Linked DNA regions of Homo sapiens: region 1 is linked to region 2. Evidence: read pairs that join two places in POLR2A ChIA-PET (ENCODE). Cell type or tissue: OCI-LY7. All regions are shown on one strand. Links, peaks and the distances in the headings refer to the core of each region. The heading gives the core; the rest is flanking DNA.

Region 1 (8,335 bases), core at 35-8,034, 98 kb after region 2:
AAGCCATTATGGGCAGAGCTTTTCCAAGATTGTTATTCCATAGTGTACTCTTCAGAAAAAGCTGGACTACATGGTCTTAAATATGTCCTTAGATAAAATCAGACCCTTACAGAATTGCAGCTTTAAGCCGTTTGTTTTGGCCACTTGTAGATTTTCTTGTATTGAACCTCCCTTAACCTGAATTGAGGCACATTACAGAGAAATCATGGTATAAATATGCTATCATTTTTATCACAAGGAAGTTGCAATAAAATTGCAACCGATAGAAGAACATTTCTTATATACCTTGTTACTCACACAAACTGTGTTTTCCCAAGTGATCAGTTGCCTTACACAGGTGCTTCTCGACTTATTAATACATCCTGGTAAACCTATCATACGTTGAAAATGCATTTAATTCACCTAACCTACCAAACATCATAGCTTAGCCTAGAGTATTACTTTGTTTTCATGTGGCTGATAAAGACTTACCCAAGACTGGGTAATTTATAAAGAAAAGAGGTTCCACGTGGCTGGGGAGGCCTCACAATCATGGTGGAAGGCAAAAGGCACATCTTACATGGCAGCAGGCAAGAGAGAATGAGAGCCAAGTGAAAGGGGGAACCCCTTATAAAACCATCAGATCTCGTGAGACTTACTCACTACCACCAGAACAGTATGGGGGAAACTGCCCCCATGATTCAATTACCTCCCATTGAGTTCCCCCACAACACATGGGAATGATGGGAGCTACAATTCAAGACAAGATTTGGGTGGAGACACAGCCCAACCATATCACCTAGCCTACTTTAAACAAGCTCAGAACACTTATATTAACCTACAGTTGGGCAAAATCATCTAACACAAAGCCTATTTTATAATAAAGTGTTGAATATCTCATGTTTATTGAATGCTGTACTAACAGCAAAAAGCAGAATGGCTGTATGGGTACTTGAAGTACAGTTTCTACTGAATGCATGTTACTTTTGCACCATCATAAAGTTGAAAAATTATAAGTTGAGCCATTGTAAATTGAGGATCATCTGTATGCAACCCTGTGAACTTTAGTAATGAGGGTATTTCCCTCTTTGCCCCTTCTTCTGAGCCACTGACAATAATGATATACAACTTTGTGGGTATGCATTTTGGGTAGTGATTTTATTTTATTTTATTTTATTTTTGAGATGGAGTCTCACTCTGTGGCCAGGCTGGAGTGCAGTGGCGCGATCTCGGCTCCCTGCAACCTCTGACTCCTGGGTTCAACCAATTCTCCTGTCTCAGCCTCCCAAGTAGCTGGGACTACAGGTGCGTGCCACCATGCCCAGCTAATTTTTGTATTTTTAGTAGAGACAGGTTTTCACCATGTTGGCCAGGATGGTCTCGATCTCTTGACCTTGTGATCTGCCCACCTAGGCCTGCCAGAGTGCTGGGATTACAGGAGCGAGCCACCATGCCTGGCCTGTTATCTTTTATTTTAACATTTTTCCTAGCTTTATTTTTACTTTATCCCCATTTCTTTGATTTGCATTTTTATTTTGTTGTATTGAGGTATGTATATAAGCGCCATTCTACTTCTTTGTTGAAATGTAGTGGGACATCATGATAAAATAAACACATACCTACGTGCATATTCCAACTAGCATATATTAAATACATAGTTACATACAAGGTAGCTGCTAGGGTCTTAAGGAAATAGAGATGAACAAGTTATGGTCCTTGTCCTTGAAGGATTTACAGTTTTGCCAATGAAACAGATGTTAAGTACATTGCCACAATCCACAGGCCCAAATAACAACTACTACGTTGTGGGTTAAGTAGTAAGAGAGGTATGTTTAAAGTGCTCTGGATAAGCCAGAGAGAATGCATAGAAAGACCACATAGAGACAGGAGGAGATGCCTGAGGACCCCCAGCTATTTTAGCTCCCCACTGTTTAGGTCTCTTCAGCATCAATCTCTGGACAGCTTCTGGACAGGTGAGTGAGCAATTGTCTTAGTCTGTGTTCTGCTACTATAACAGAATATCATAGACTGGGTAATTTCTAGAGAAAAGAAATTTATAAAGAAAAGAAATTGGCCGGGCGCGGTAGTTCACACCTGTAATCCCAGTACTTTGGGAGGCCGAGGTGGGCGGATCATGAGGTCAGGAGATCGAGACCATCCTGGCTAACACCGTGAAACCCCATCTCTACTAAAAAAAATACAAAAAGTTAGCCAGGCGTGGTGGTGGGTGCCTGTAATCCCAGGTACGCAGGAGGCTGAGGCAGGAGAATGGCGTGAACCCAGGAGGCGAAGCTTGCAGTGAGTGGAGATGCGCCACTGCACTCCAGCCTGGGAGACAGAGATTCTGTCTCAAAAAAAAAAAAAAGAAAGAAAAGAAATTTATTTCTTACAGTTCTAGAGGCTGGGAAGTCCAATATCAGGGTGCCAGTGTCTGGCAAGGGCCTTCCTGCTGCATCATAACATGGTGGAGGGCATCACATGATGAAAGGGCAAGAATATGTGTGTCAGCTCAGGCCTCTCCTCCTCTGCTCATAAAGCCACCAGTCCCATCATGGGGGCTGCACCCTGATGACTTTATCTAATCCTAATTACCTCCTAAAGGCCCCACATCCAAATACCATCAACATATGAACTTGGAGATCTAAGTTTCCAGTACATGAAATTTGGGGGACACATTCAAACCATGCAGTAATCCTTCAGGTGATTCCAGCCCCAGCCTGAAGTGGAGCCAGAGGGCATCCCCCAAGCTCTGCACAAATTACAGACTTGTGAATAAAGTACATGTTGTTTTAAGCTAAAAACTGAAAAGATTTTAAAAAGTGCTATGAGGACCCAGTGAAGGAGCAAATAAGTCTGCAGGGCAGAGAGACAGGAAGAAGAGTGGGAAAAGCTCCAGAGATTGTTAGGCTGTGGCCACATGTGAGGTTCAGGGCATTCGCTCACTTGAAAAGATATGCCAAATTGTGTGTACGTGTCTGTGCATTCTTTTTTTTGAGAAAAGGGCCTGTTACTCTCAGCAGATTCTCAGAGATGTTCATAATCCACAAAGGGTCGCATCTATTGCCTTGAAAGGATCAGAGACAATTGCCAGGACGACAAAGAATGGAAAAAGAGCTGCAAAGCTATCAAGGCATTGGAGTCTGGTTTGGCAAAAACATAGGTTAGGCCTGACTGGAGATTCACATTTACTCACTTAATCATTCTTTCGTTCAACAAATAATTTACTGAACACCTAGTGCAGATCAGGCATTGTGCTGGGCATCTGAAACACAATGGGGAACATGATCGTTTGTCCTTTTCAAGAACTCGCAGGCTCCAGACACTTCCCCAGAAGGTTTTCCTAATCCCCAAATCCCTTCCCACTGTTCTATAAAATGAGTCTGTCATTCCTCCTCTAAGTGTTTTGGGTTCCATTTTCTTCTCTCCTGGCAACCGAAACCCTTAGAGGGTTTACATATATATATATATTTTTTTATTTTTATTTTTTAGACAGAGTCTCACTCTGTCACCCAGGCTGGAGTGCAGTGACACAATCTCGGCTCACTGCAAACTCCACCTCTGGGGTTCAAGCAATTCTCCTGCCTCAACCTCCTGAGTAGCTGGGATTACAGGCATGTGCCACCACACCTGGCTGATTTTTGTATTTTTAGTAGAGACCTGGAGTCAACATGTTGGCCAGGCTGGTCTCAAACTCCTGACCTCAAGTGATCCACCCACGTCGGCCTCCCAAAGTACTGGGACTACAGGCGTGAGCCACCGTGCCTGGCCAAAAAAAAAAAAAAAAAGATTTGCAAAGCAGTCAACAAGATACAAGTGACTAAAACTCTCCCAGGAATTAATTTTATAAGCTCATTTTGGTCTTTTCTCAATCAGCATGAAATTACCATGATTTCTTTCTTGAGAAAGAAATAAATCCCCTCAAGGAATAAAAAGACTTCTTTCTAAGTTGAGAACCTGAGGGTGGACATAGCTAACATGTAAAGCTGGAGAAAGGAGTTAGCCATGGGATAGGAGGTGCTTTTACTTGCCTATAATTTCAATTTGAATCTTGGTGGTGTGCAAACAGCATCTCTCAGCACTCTAAATCTCCAAAAACCCAGGCACCTTTGAAGACATGAATTAGCCAAAGAGCTAACTTGCTTTCCTTACCTCCTTTGTCCTTTCCCCTCCCTCTCCCTTCTCTTCCTTTCCGTTTCTCTTGCTTTCAAAATTATTCTCAAGACATACAGAAAAGTTTTATCCTGCAGTTTTGAACTCAATTCTTTTTTTTTTTTTTTTTTTTTTTTTTTTTTTTTTTTTTTTTGAGACAGAGTCTCACTCTGTGGCCCAGACTGGAATGCAGTGGCACGATCTTGGCTCTCTGCAACCTCTACCTCCTGGATTCAAGCAATTTTCCTGCCTCCGCCTCCTGAGTAGCTGGGACTACAGGTGCCCACCACCACGCCCAGCACATTTTTGTATTTTAGTAGAGACAGGGTTTCACCATGTTGGCCAGGCTGGTCTCGAACTCCTGACCTCAGGTGATCTGCCTGACTCGGTCTCCTAAAGTGCTTGGATTACAGACATGAGTGACCACACCTGGCCTCAATTCTTGTTTTTTTTTTTTTTTTTTTTTTTAATCACTGACTCACAGTTCCACGTACTGTATCTCAGATTTTTCATCTCTGAAATGGGTATGATCATACAAGAAAACAACATTTGTGGATATTTTAAGGATTTGGGGTGTTTTGTTTTGTAGAGGTTACACACACACACACATATCTGATTAGCCTCTAGGCAGAGTGGGGACACAGAAACTTCCTCACAACAATCTAAGCAGAGAACATCTTCTTCCTTTACCTGCTGGTGCATTTGTCAATATATTTGGTTGAATTAATCTGCTTAATAATCTAGCCTGCAGCTACCTCAGACTCACTCTTGAAACACAAAACACAACCTTCTCTTTCAGGCAAGGTGCTTCCAACTCCTGGTAGTTATGAGTAGTGGGAAAAGAAGAAATGCATTTTGCTGCATGTTTTGTTCCCAGGACACAGGTTCAAGCTTGCCCTTCACCCCCAAGCAAGTTTTATTCTCTGGAAATCTTCCTTGAACATTGGCAGGCTCAGAGAATCTCTGTTCTCGATGAGCTATAAACTGGCATTTCTGGCCTGATGAGAAGTTTGTTATTGTCTAGATGTTGCTCATAAAATGGATTTGTTGTGGAGAAAGTCTGTCTGTGTTGGAGGGGAAGGCAGAGATGTCAGGGGAAAGAACGAATTCATGCAGCCTTGTGGTGAAATAGCAAAAAGAAACCTCACGGCTCTGAGTTCAAAAGCCAACCCTACTTAAAGATTTTGTGCTTTCGTAAATATTGCTTTCATAAATATTTTGTAATGTGTCTCTGTTGTTTTTGCCTGCCAAGGGGCCAATCTCCTTGCTTCTGGAAGGAGCAACCCAGTTTTGCTTTGGAATCTGTCCTCCCACTATCGTATATCATCTTGGTAGAATCATTAACCAAAGTGTCTTGTCCTCCTCTGGCCAAGAGGTAAGCCCATGACTGTGACTAGACCATATATCTCCTCCCAGAAATTTGAGTCTTGAAGGACCCCATGGGCATGGAGCTAATTTGTCCAGTCATCTATGTCCTGAAGAGACTGTTTCTTAGTTCTCCCGTGATATGGTTTGGCTCTGTGTCCCCACCCAAATCCCATCTTGAATTGTACTCCCATAATTCCCACATGTTGTGGGAGGGACCCAGAGGGAGATAACTGAATCATGGGGGCGGCTCCCCCATACTGTTCTCGTGGTAGTGAATAAGATGTGTGAATGAGATCTGATGGTTTGATAAGGGGAAATCCGTTTCGCTTCGTTTCTCATTCTCTCTTTTCCTGCCTCCATCCATGTAAGACATGACTTGCTCCTCTTTGCCTTCCACCATGATTGTGAGGCCTCCACATCCATGTGGAACTGTAAGTCCATTAAACCTCTTTCTTTTGTAAATTGCCCAGTCTCGAGTATGTCTTTATCAGCAGTGTGAAAACAGACTAAGACACCCTGGATCTCCAGAGTTTCTGTGGTCTCTGTCCCTTTTGAGGACTATTCTTTGGCTATTACTTCTTTTTGGTGAATTCCCCTAGGCCCTTCCAATATGTTCCTTTTTTAAATTTTTCTTTCTTAAGTTATCAGGGTGAACTTCTTCTGATTCTGGCCATGATGAAGGAATTGGTACCAAAGTTGTTTTCCAGCTGTACACAACTGGAAAGCCAGACCAAAGATATAAAACAATTGTTTTTCAGAGATTGGGCCACAGGTAGTGTAGAACTATGAGGCCTGAAAGAAGGGATGCAAATCAAGTGAGCCCAGTGATCACCCTGGCTTTCTGCCTGGAAGAGCTTTTTAGACTGCAGCACAGGGAGGAGGATCCCATGCAGAGCACAGTGGCCTCTCTGAGTTGAAGAGAGAGATTATAATATATGGAGGTTGAAAAGGCTGAAATTTGTGACGCAAAGTCCCAGGCAAGATGGTGTTATATGGACACATAGTGCCAGAAATCTGCACAGGGGACCACTTGAGTCACTGGCTAAATACTAAGTTGCTCAGATATTGGGTAAAATGATACAAGACTGTCAAGGAACTGCTATTGGAGAGGTATAAGCTGAATAATTCCAAGAGCTCTCATGGGACTGGGGGACATTCAAATCTTAGCAAGCCAGAATGGGAATAATTTGTTGAACATCCAAGGCATTCATTAGAGACCACTGTGAGGCTACACCTTTCTTGTAGGCCTAAGCCAGCTTTAGATAAGAAGCTTCTCTAGAGCCACTGCAATAAAGCTTAAAAAAAAGCCTTAAAAAAAAAAAATCAAGCTGGTCAATGAGTAACTCAATTGCCTCCCAAAACAAACATCAAAGGAAAATAACAAAACCCAGGCACTCAGCTGCACAGCATCTACATTGTCTAGCATCCAATGAAAACTTACTAGACATCTAGAGAAGCAGGAAAATGTGACCCATTATCATGAAAAATACCAGTCAATATAAACAGACCCCAAATGACAAAGATGATGTAATTAACTGACAAAGATTTTAAAAGTTATTATAAATATGTTCATAGATCTAAAGAATATAAACATAGTGAAAAGTGGAAGCTATAAAAAAAGAACCAAATGTATCTTCTGGAGATAAAAAATACAATATCTAAAATAAAAATTTGCTGGGTGTGGTGGCATGCACCTTTAGTCCCAGCTACTTTGGAGGCTGAGGTGGGAGAATTGCTTGAACCCAGGAGTTTGGGGCCAGCCTGGGCAACACAGCAAGATCCCATTTGTTAAAAAATAAAATAATAATTTACTAGATGAGTTTAACAGCATATTAAAGACTGCAGAAGAAAAAAAAATCAGTAAATCCAATGACATAATAATAGAAGTTATTCACATTAAAGAACCAGGAGAAACAAGGGCCAAAAAAATAAATAATCAGAGTGTCAGGGGCCTATGCAACAATAACAGAAGATCTATCCTACGAATAATTGCAGTTCCAGGAGGAGAGGATGAAAATAAAACCCTGAAATAATAATGGCTAAAAATGTTCCAAAGTTGATAAAAACTATAAAGTTACAGATCCAAGAAGCTCAGCAAAGCCCAGGCAAGATAAACACAAAGAAAAGAACATCAAGGCACATCTTAATCAAATTGTTTAAAACCAGCAATAAAGACCAAAATCTTAAAAGCAGCCAAGGTAAAAATACATATTACATACAAAGAACCAAGATAAGAATTATCACTGATTACTCCTTAGAAACAATGCAACACAGAAGACAATGGAATAACACCCTTAATGCATTACATTTGAAAACAAAAACAAAACTGTCAACCAAAAGTCTGTGTCCAGTGAAAATATATTTTTTAAATGAAGGTGAAAGAATGTTTTACTGACAAAAAGTGGTAGAATTTATTACCGGTAGACCTACACCATATGAAATATTAAAAGAAGTTCTTTACCAGGTGTGGTGGCTCATGCCTGTAATCCCAGCACTTTGGGAGGCCGAGGTGGGCAGATCACCTGAGGTTAGGAGTTTGAGATCAGCCTGACCGACATGGAGAAACCCCGTACTAAAAAAATACAAAATTAACCAGGCATGGTGGTGCAGGCCTGTAATCCCAGCTACTCGAGAGGCTGAGGCAGAAGAATCGCTTGAACCTAGGAGGCAGGGGTTGTGGTAAGCCGAGATCGCGCCATTGCACTCTAGCCTGGACAACAAGAGCGAAACTCCATCTCAAATAAAATAAAATAAAATAAAGTTCTTGTTTGGGCTGAGCAAAAATAATACAGGGTGAAAACTCAGATTTATTTAAGAAATGAAGAATGCCAGAAATCAT
Region 2 (8,335 bases), core at 242-8,241:
TGCATGCGGACCCTCCTGAATGCACAGGTCCCCGCTCATATGGACAGCCCACCCCAAGGAAGAGTTAGGAAGAAGAAATGCAGACCCCGGAACCAAGCCAATGTATAAAACCCCAGGTCAAGGGTTGGACAACACACTTGGGTCTCTCAAGTCACCCACTTGGTCCTCCTCTTCCAAGTGTACTTCCTTTTGTTCCTGCTCTCAAATGTTTTAATAAACTTTTACTCCTGCTCTAAAACTTGCCTTGGACTTTCACTCTGCCTTATGCCCTCAGCTGAATTCTTTCCTCTGAGGAGGTAAGAATCAAGTTGCTGCAGGCCTGTATGGATTTGCCGCTGCTCACACTGATGGTAGATGGATTTCTGAGATTGACTTTGGTATGAGGTGAGTGAGAAGGCATAACCTTGAAAATGAGGGTTGAGGCTATTTGTAGATTTCTTAAGTGCAGTGTTAAAGACTTTCAACTTTATTTGGTAGCCAGGGGGATCCCTTTGCTTTCTCTGTACTCAGTGGCCTAGAGCAAGGATTGACACACTTTTCCTAGGAATGAGCAGATAGTAAATATTTCCAGCTTTTCGGGACACACGATCTCTGTTGGAACTACAGCCAGCCCTCTCTATCCTCAGGTTCCGAATCCAAGGATTCAACCAATTGCAGATAAAAAATATCAAAAACAATAAAAATAATAACTAAAATAATACAAATTAAATAACAATACAGCATAACAACTATTTACACTGCATTTACATCGTATTGGGTATTGTATCTAGAGATGATATAAAGTATACAGGGAAAATTTAAAGTATACAGGGGTATATGCAAGTACTATACCATTTTATATCAAGGACTTGAGCATCTGTGGATTTTAGTAATCTGGGAGGTCCTGGAACCAATCCCCCACGGATACCGAGGGACAACTGTACTCAACCCTGCCACTAAGGCACAAAATGAGCCATAGACAATCTGTAAACAGGTGGGCATGGCCATTGGCCAATACAACCTTATTCATAGACACTTTACTTTTGATTTCATTTTATTATTTAGAGACAAGATTGTCTTGCTCTTGATAAAATAAAAACTTCAGCTGGATTAAATTTAAAGTAGTTTAATTGAGCAATGAACAATTCAGAAATTGGGCAGCCTCCTGTGCCAAGGTACGCTCAGAGACCCCAGCGCAGCCATGTGGTGGATGATTGGTGGACTGAAAAAGGAAAGCGAGGTACAGAAAATGGATGTGAGGTACAGACACAGCCGGACTGGTTACAGCTCGGCGTTTGCCTTATTCGAACACAGTTCAAACAGTTGGCTACATTTATTGGCTAAAACTTGGTGACTGGCACAAGTGTAGGCTACGGTCAGTTTACACCTTCACTTTTTTGTTGAGACGGAGTCTCGCTCTGTCGCCCAGGCTGGAGTGCAATGGCGCAATCTGGGCTCACTGCAACCTCCGCCTCTCGGGTTCAAGTGACTCTCCTGCCTCAGCCTCCTGAGTAGAGTAGCTGGGATTACAGGTTCCTGCCACCACTCCTGGCTAATTTTTGTATTTTTAGTAGAGATGGGGTTTCACCATGTTGGCCAGGCTGGTCTCGAACTCCTGACCTCAAATGATCCGCCCACCTCGGCTGCCCAAAGGTCTGGGATTACAGGCGTGAGCCACCGCACCCGGCCTCCTCCACTTATTATAGTCCATGATGTACAGAGAAACCTTTAGGCTGAACTTAAAATATGTAAGGGGGAAGCTTTAGGCTAAACTTTAACTCTGTCACCCATGCTGGAGTGCAGTGGCGCAATCATAGCTCACTGCAGCCTCAAATTCCTGAGCCCAAGCCATCTTCTCGCCTCAGCCTCCTCAGTACCTGGGACTATAGGCACATGTCACTGCATCTGGCTAATTTTTTAATTTTTTGAGTGACAAGGTCTCACTATTGCCCAGGCTGGTCTCGAATCCCCGGGCTCAAGCGATCCTCCCACCTCAGCTTCCTGGGATTACAGGTGTGGGCCACCAAGCCTGGCCCATGTAATTTTTATGTGTCATCAAGTATTATTCTTTTTTGACTCCCCTCCAACTCCAACCATTTTATTGATTGATTGATTGAGACAGAGTCTCACTGTCTCCCAGGCTGGAGTGCAGTGGCATGGTCTCGGCTCACTGCAGACTCTACCTCCCAGGTTCAGCCGATTCTTGTGCCTCAGCCTCTCGAGTAGCTGGGATTACAGGAACCTGCCACCATGCCCAGCTAATTTTTGTATTTTTAAAAGAGACAGGGTTTTGCCATATTGGCCAGGCTGGCCTCAAACTCCTGACCTCAGGTGATCCTCCTGCCTCGGCCTCCCAAAGTGCTGGGATGACAGGTGTGAGCCACCACGCTGGGTCCCCTCCAACCACTGTAAAATGTAAAAACCATTCTTAGCTTGCAGGCAGTAGACCTGCAGCCAACAGTTTGACAACTCCTGGCCTAGAGGGATACAGGAAATATGGAAGTTGAAATTTGGGGTGTTAAAGTTGTCAGCTGTTCCTGGCTGACTACAGACTCTTGCCTTCTACCTTCAGCTTGTCAGTAAAATGGGAATAATTCTAAAACAAAGCTCTGGAGATGGGGGTTTAGTGGGGTTGGGAGGGGCAAGTTCTGTTGGAACAGTCATGAATCACATTTCAGAATATCAAGTATCATGAATGCATTTCACCATTAGCACCGTCCCTCAGGCTGGAGCATGCACGAGTCTAAAGATGAATGTGTCCAGCCAGGCGTGGTGGTTCACACCTATAATCCCAGCACTTCGGGAGGCCAAGGCGGGTGGATCACTTGAGGCCAGGAGTTCGAGACTGGCCTGGCAAACATAGTGAAATCCCATCTCTACTAAAAATACAAAAATTAGCTGGGCGTGGAGGCACGTGCCTGTAATCCCAACTACTCAGGAGGCTGAAGCAGGAGAATAGCTTGAACCTGAGAGGTGAAGGTTGCAATGAGCCAAGATTGTGCCATTGAACTCTAGCCTGGGTGACAGAGTGAGACTCCGTCTCACAAAAATACAAAACAAAAAACCAGACGTGTCTGATAGGGAACCTGGTGACATCCTGAAAAACTCAGGAGAGGGAAATGGAGTCATGGTTGGTTCAGGATCTTTGGGAGTGTTTTCCCAGTGTGAAACTCACTTGAAAGTAAAATCAAAACCAAACTATTTTCTCTCCTGTCTTTCCTTATGGAGGAATTGGCGATCCCCATTCGGGCCCTTGATCCCCCACCTCTGCGTCTCCCTGTGTCATGCGCATGTATAAGTGGCCCTTGTGGATTGCTGCCTGGCCGAGTGTTCTCATGGCACGTTGTATTCCACAGGCCCGGTTTACCCCGCCACAGCTGCCTGGAAGACCCTTCTAATGCCTGCGCTTGAAAAGACACACTCTAAGCCATCCTTTTCCCTCCAATCCCTACACAAACGCAAATGATAATTACACAGCCAGGAATGCTCAAAGGGAACATTTGGTTTGGGTTTGCAACTCGGAGACCCACAAATTCCAGGAAGAAACTAATAAAATATCAACCTCGAATCTCACCACTGACTCAGACCTCTTTCCTCTGCAAGCCTGTGGGCCCCTGACCTGTGCTCATGGCTCCGACTGTCATCAGCTGCTGTTGAATTTGAGGGGGCACAGAAGGCCATTTTAGAGAGCCACAGCTCCCAAAGCACATTCGGGAGGTCATTCATCTTTCCGGAATCTCTGCAAACAGGCACATCATGCTCCTTGTGCTGGTTTCTTTCCCCCCTCCTGGCATGGTGCGGCTTGGGCCTGGATCCTGCATTTTATAATTTGTTGTTCTGTTTAGCCGTTGCTCCCACCCCACCCTTGTTCTTGTTTTGTTCGATTTCCTTCCTCTCTTAGGCTGGAATTATTCCGGTAATCATGAGAGAATCAAGGTGCGGCGTTTCAATCCGTCACTCCGTAGTTGCCCATCCCCCCCAAAGGCAGTAGATCTTGTGACAGCCGGGACGGAAAGGAGCTGGCTGGTCTTTCCTGTGTCCTTTCTGAGTTCTGTAAGAACCATAGGTCTTACAGACCCATTTTCATTTTTGTCCCTTCAATCCTGGGATGTATTTGCTTCTGACAAAGTCGATTAGCCTTGTTGAGAAGATGTTTCTGAGTGGATCCACTAGACATAACCTCCCCTCCAGGGTCCAAACCATATCTTGTATTTATTTCTCCCATCGCCCCACAGTGCCTGAAATAAGATAGTATTCTAAGGTCATGTACTGACTGAATGGACAAATCCAGTTATTTCACAGGTTACGCTGTTCACCCCAACCCTCATTGTCTGTTCCTTGGGCTTTTATCATAATTTCGTATTTCGCCTTCCCATTCATTCTATGGTCTTCTCAGATGTTTCTGTCCATAACTTCCACATTCTGGCTTGTCAGTTTGATGGGGCTTCTGACATTTGCAGCAGGGAGGCCTGATAGGCTGATTTTTCTGGACTGTGTGAGGTTGAGGTGGCATCGCATTTCTTCATGTTCATATTCTTCAGTGTCATTCACAAGATCTGGCTCTGAGTAGGAACTCAATGTGTGTTGGGTGAATGAGTGAGTGAATGAAAAAGGAGAAACTTTTTTTTTTTTTTTTGGAGACAGTATCTCCCGCCGTCACCTAGGCTGGAGTGCAGGGGCATGATCTTGGCTCACTGCAACCTCCACCTCCCAGGTTCAAGCGATTCTCCTGCCTCAGCCTCCTGAGTAGCTGGGACTACAGGTGTGCACCACCATACCCAGCTAGTTTTTGGATTTTTAGTAGAGATGGGGTTTTATCATCTTGGTCAGGCTGGTCTCAAACTCCTGACCTCAAGTGATCAGCCTGCCTTGGCCTCCCAAAGTGCTGGGATTAGAGGCATGAGCCACCACACCCAGTCAAAAGTTCTTTAACCCTACCTGCCTCTAGCTTTCTAATCCCAGCCAAGATGAATTCTTACTTCAAGCAAAATTGTCGTGGTTCAGCATTTACCTACATTTACTGCCAAATCCTCCCCAAAAGAGAGATCCAGAAGGGTCCCAAAGTCAAATGAGTTTGAAAAATGCTGTATATTCTGGCCAGGCGCAGAAAAAAAAAAAAAAAAGAAAAGAGAAAAAAAAAGCTGTATAGTCTTTCCATATTCAGAGAGTCACTGCACACTCTGGCATTTAAAGTCTCTGAGACATTCCATATTTAGAGACTTACTTCATTTTCTTTAATCCTGAATTTCCAAAACTCATTTGACCATGGAATATTTGCTTCTCAGAACATCTTCCAGAACTAATTTTCCAAGATTTGAAAGCTTAATATATATGCCTTGTATCCTTATTTGTAACATATAACATATAATAACAATGCATGAAGCCTCGGTAGAATTCTTAGCTGGCGGCATTGAATGTATATTTAGGTCATCTCTAAGAATGAATGCTCGATCCATAAAAACATGCATTAGTAATGCAGACATGCACAGAAGTGGACATATTAAAATGACACAGATGTACGCATCAGTGCATTCTCACAGATCCCTGCAATGCAACAGCCACCAGTAGACCTGTCTATGTGCTCATTCATTCATTCAACAAACACCATTCTGGGCACTGGGGATATAGCAGTGAGCAAAGCAGACATAGTACCTGTGAGCAGAAGGGGGCTTACCTTTTCCATGTGGATACAAACAAATAAACTTGATAGAGACCGGGTGCGGTGGCTCACGCCTGTAATCCCAGCACTTTGGGAGGCTGAGGCGGGTGGATCACTTGAGGTCAGGAGTTCGAGACCAGCCTGGCCAACATGGTGAAAACCTGTCTCTACTAAAAATACAAAAGAAATTGGCTGGGCACGATGACGTACGCACTTGTAGTCCCAGCTACTCGGGAGGCTGAGGTGGAAGAATCGCTTGAACTTGGGAGGTAAAGGTTGCAGTGAGCAGAGATTGCGCCACTGCACTCCAGGCTTGGCGACAGAGCAACATTCCGTCTCAATAAATGAGTAAATAAACCGATAGAATTTGGAATTCCAACATATACTAGGAGAAGTGGGTCAACTCTGTGTCCTCATTCTTAAAGGACACTGTTAGGATCTATAATGGTCCTTCCATGCTTACAAATAGATTGCTCTATGAAATAAAATTGTTTCTGTGGAGGCAGGGGCTTGCCACAGATATGATTTTATAGAAACAATGAATTATGGACCTAATCTGTATACATTTTAAAAATTTAAATATACAGCACTCCCATTTTCTAATAAATGTACCTATTCTTTTCTTGGGTGTTGAAATTTCATTTCTAACTGATCTTTAATTCATAGTGAGATAGAACAGTTCAGCTTTAAAGCCCCCTCCTCCACTGTAGGTAGTTACTGACTTTTAAATAAAAGCTGAAATGCGCAAGGGTAGCAGAGCAGGGAGAGGTGGGGAGGGGATCTGTCAGCAACACTGGGTGCTAGGGACCTCTTTCAACAAACTCTTCTCCCCAAACCTGTTTTGTCTGAGAGTGGGAAACATGGGGACTGGCCGGGTGCATGTTGAAAAACCTCCCAGGTGATTCAATTAACATCTCCTTTTCTGGTTAAGAACTTAGAACCCACAGAGAGAAAAAATCATTGAATCGCTCAGGATGATCTCTGTGCAATGCAGACAGAGACATACATTGCCCGCAGGTGTCCACTTTGCAAACAGGACTTTGTTCCTATTGGATTTTCTTAAAGCAGGGCACCTGGGAGAGAGCCAGGGACTCGCAGACACAGCTGCCTAGGTACCAAAGAGGCAGTGCCTGCTGTCTCGTGCCTGGACAGGCCGGGGAGCTTCCTGACCTCTGCCCGCAGCCTGCACGCCCGTCTGAATAGCCTTGGCGGAAGAGGGGGAGGAGGAAGGACGGACAGCTCGTCTGCGTGGAAGGCAGCAAGCGCAGATGTTTTCAGCAGCAGATGGCAGACTCCAGCAGAGCCCTCCACAGCCCTCTTGGCCCCCGCAAGGCAAGGAGAAAGGAGAGGGCGGGGGAGGCTGGCCCAGCTCCTCTGAGCTGGGCCTCCAGCAGCACGCTGTGCGTGTGCCCGCATCGCATTCACATCTGCTCTCCCCCTCCCAAGTATTGATCCCGGGCCCAGAGTCTAGAGGCATCTCGGAGGGCTCAGGCTGGCTGTGGGCTTCCCAGCGCTCCTGAACGATTGCTGCCTGGGGGCTGTGCTGCTGCATTTCTGAACAGCCACGGAGCGGGATACTCTTGAGTTCCACGTGGGCCACTAAGTAGGGGAGGGAGCAACTGTTCACAGGTCTCTGGGCCCTTAAGAACCCCAAACTGAGGCCCCTTCAGACCTGGGAGAGGAAAAAAGAGGCCCAGAAACGTGGCCTGGGCACAGCAGAGGCCCTATCCTTACTCTCAACGAAGGGTGCCATTTCCAGGCAGGTGAAACAATGGCGGGTCGGGGGTGAGTGAAAGGATGGAGAAAAACCGAGGTGGCAGAGAGAAGAGGGAGAGGTAGAGGGGATGGCAGGCAACACCCACCTGGCTCCTGTGCTCACAGCGCAGCACCCCTTACCCGTCAGCCTCTTAGCGAGCTCTGCTGCACCTCAGAATCCTCCTTAACCCAGCTCTTCAGGAAGCCACCGCTGGTGAGTTGGGGTCTGCGCTGAAGAGGGAGAGCTGGTGATATGTTGGTCCTAGCTCTGACTCAGTGGCCTCTGTACCCCGGATAGTCCCTTTCTCCTCTCGGGGCCTTAGTTGTCCCAGCTGGAAAAAATAAACACCACCATCTCCTGGGTATTAATTAGGTCTCTCTTCCTCTTGGGCTGAACTTTGAAAAAGCCAGGAGAAGCCGCAGTGTGTCCTGTTGTGTCCGGAATTGGTGGGCTCTTGGTCTCACTGACTTCAAGAATGAAGCTACGGACCCTCGCGGTGAGTGTTACAGTTCCTGAAGGCGGCCTGTCCGGAGTTTGTTCCTTCTGATGTTCAGATATGTTACAGCCTTCCGGTGGGTTCGTGATCTCGCTGGCTCAGGAGTGAAGCTGCAGACCTTCGCGGTGTTACCGCTCTTAATGCGGCGAGTCTGGAGTTGTTCGTTCCTCCAGGTGGGTTCGTAGTCTTCTCGCCTGACTTCAGGAGTGAAGCTGCAGACCTTCACGGTGTTACAGCTCACAAACGCAGCGTGGACCCAAAAAGCGAAAGAACAAATCTCCCACAGAGCGGAAAAACACCCCAGCCAATTGCTACTGCCAGCTCCGGCAGCCTGCTTTTATTCTCTTGTCTGGCCCTACCCACATCCTGCTGACTGGTCCACTTTACAGAGAGCCAATTGGTCTGTTTTACAGAGAGCTGATTGGTCCGTTTTGACAGGGTGCTG

The links. ChIA-PET counts read pairs that join two places held together with the same protein. Peaks named below come from ENCODE experiments on the same cell type or tissue, not always from the same donor. Only the 100,000 strongest peaks of a DNase experiment are listed, where the experiment ranks them.
Region 1: POLR2A ChIA-PET joins it to region 2 with 10 read pairs; 6 of 35 experiments call an interaction of 5 or more read pairs at or near these places.

The regions. Positions count from the first base shown.
Region 1 is chr12:116,562,878-116,571,212 of GRCh38, reverse strand. The region is part of intron 1 of MAP1LC3B2 (microtubule associated protein 1 light chain 3 beta 2); the gene reads right to left. Among named protein-coding and RNA genes, the nearest start is that of MAP1LC3B2, 7.7 kb to the right of the region's middle. In OCI-LY7, for the core only: no CTCF peak of the experiment used is centred there; no DNase peak of the experiment used is centred there.
Region 2 is chr12:116,661,412-116,669,746 of GRCh38, reverse strand. It overlaps LINC03088 (long intergenic non-protein coding RNA 3088), which reads right to left and starts at 8,203. Exons shown (of 2, transcript XR_007063473.1): 1 at 7,501-8,203. LOC124903028 (a long non-coding RNA gene) reads left to right here and starts at 6,918. Exons shown (of 3, transcript XR_007063474.1): 1 at 6,918-7,607; 2 at 7,801-8,063. RefSeq lists enhancers at 3,403-3,954, 6,355-6,979. In OCI-LY7, for the core only: no CTCF peak of the experiment used is centred there; no DNase peak of the experiment used is centred there.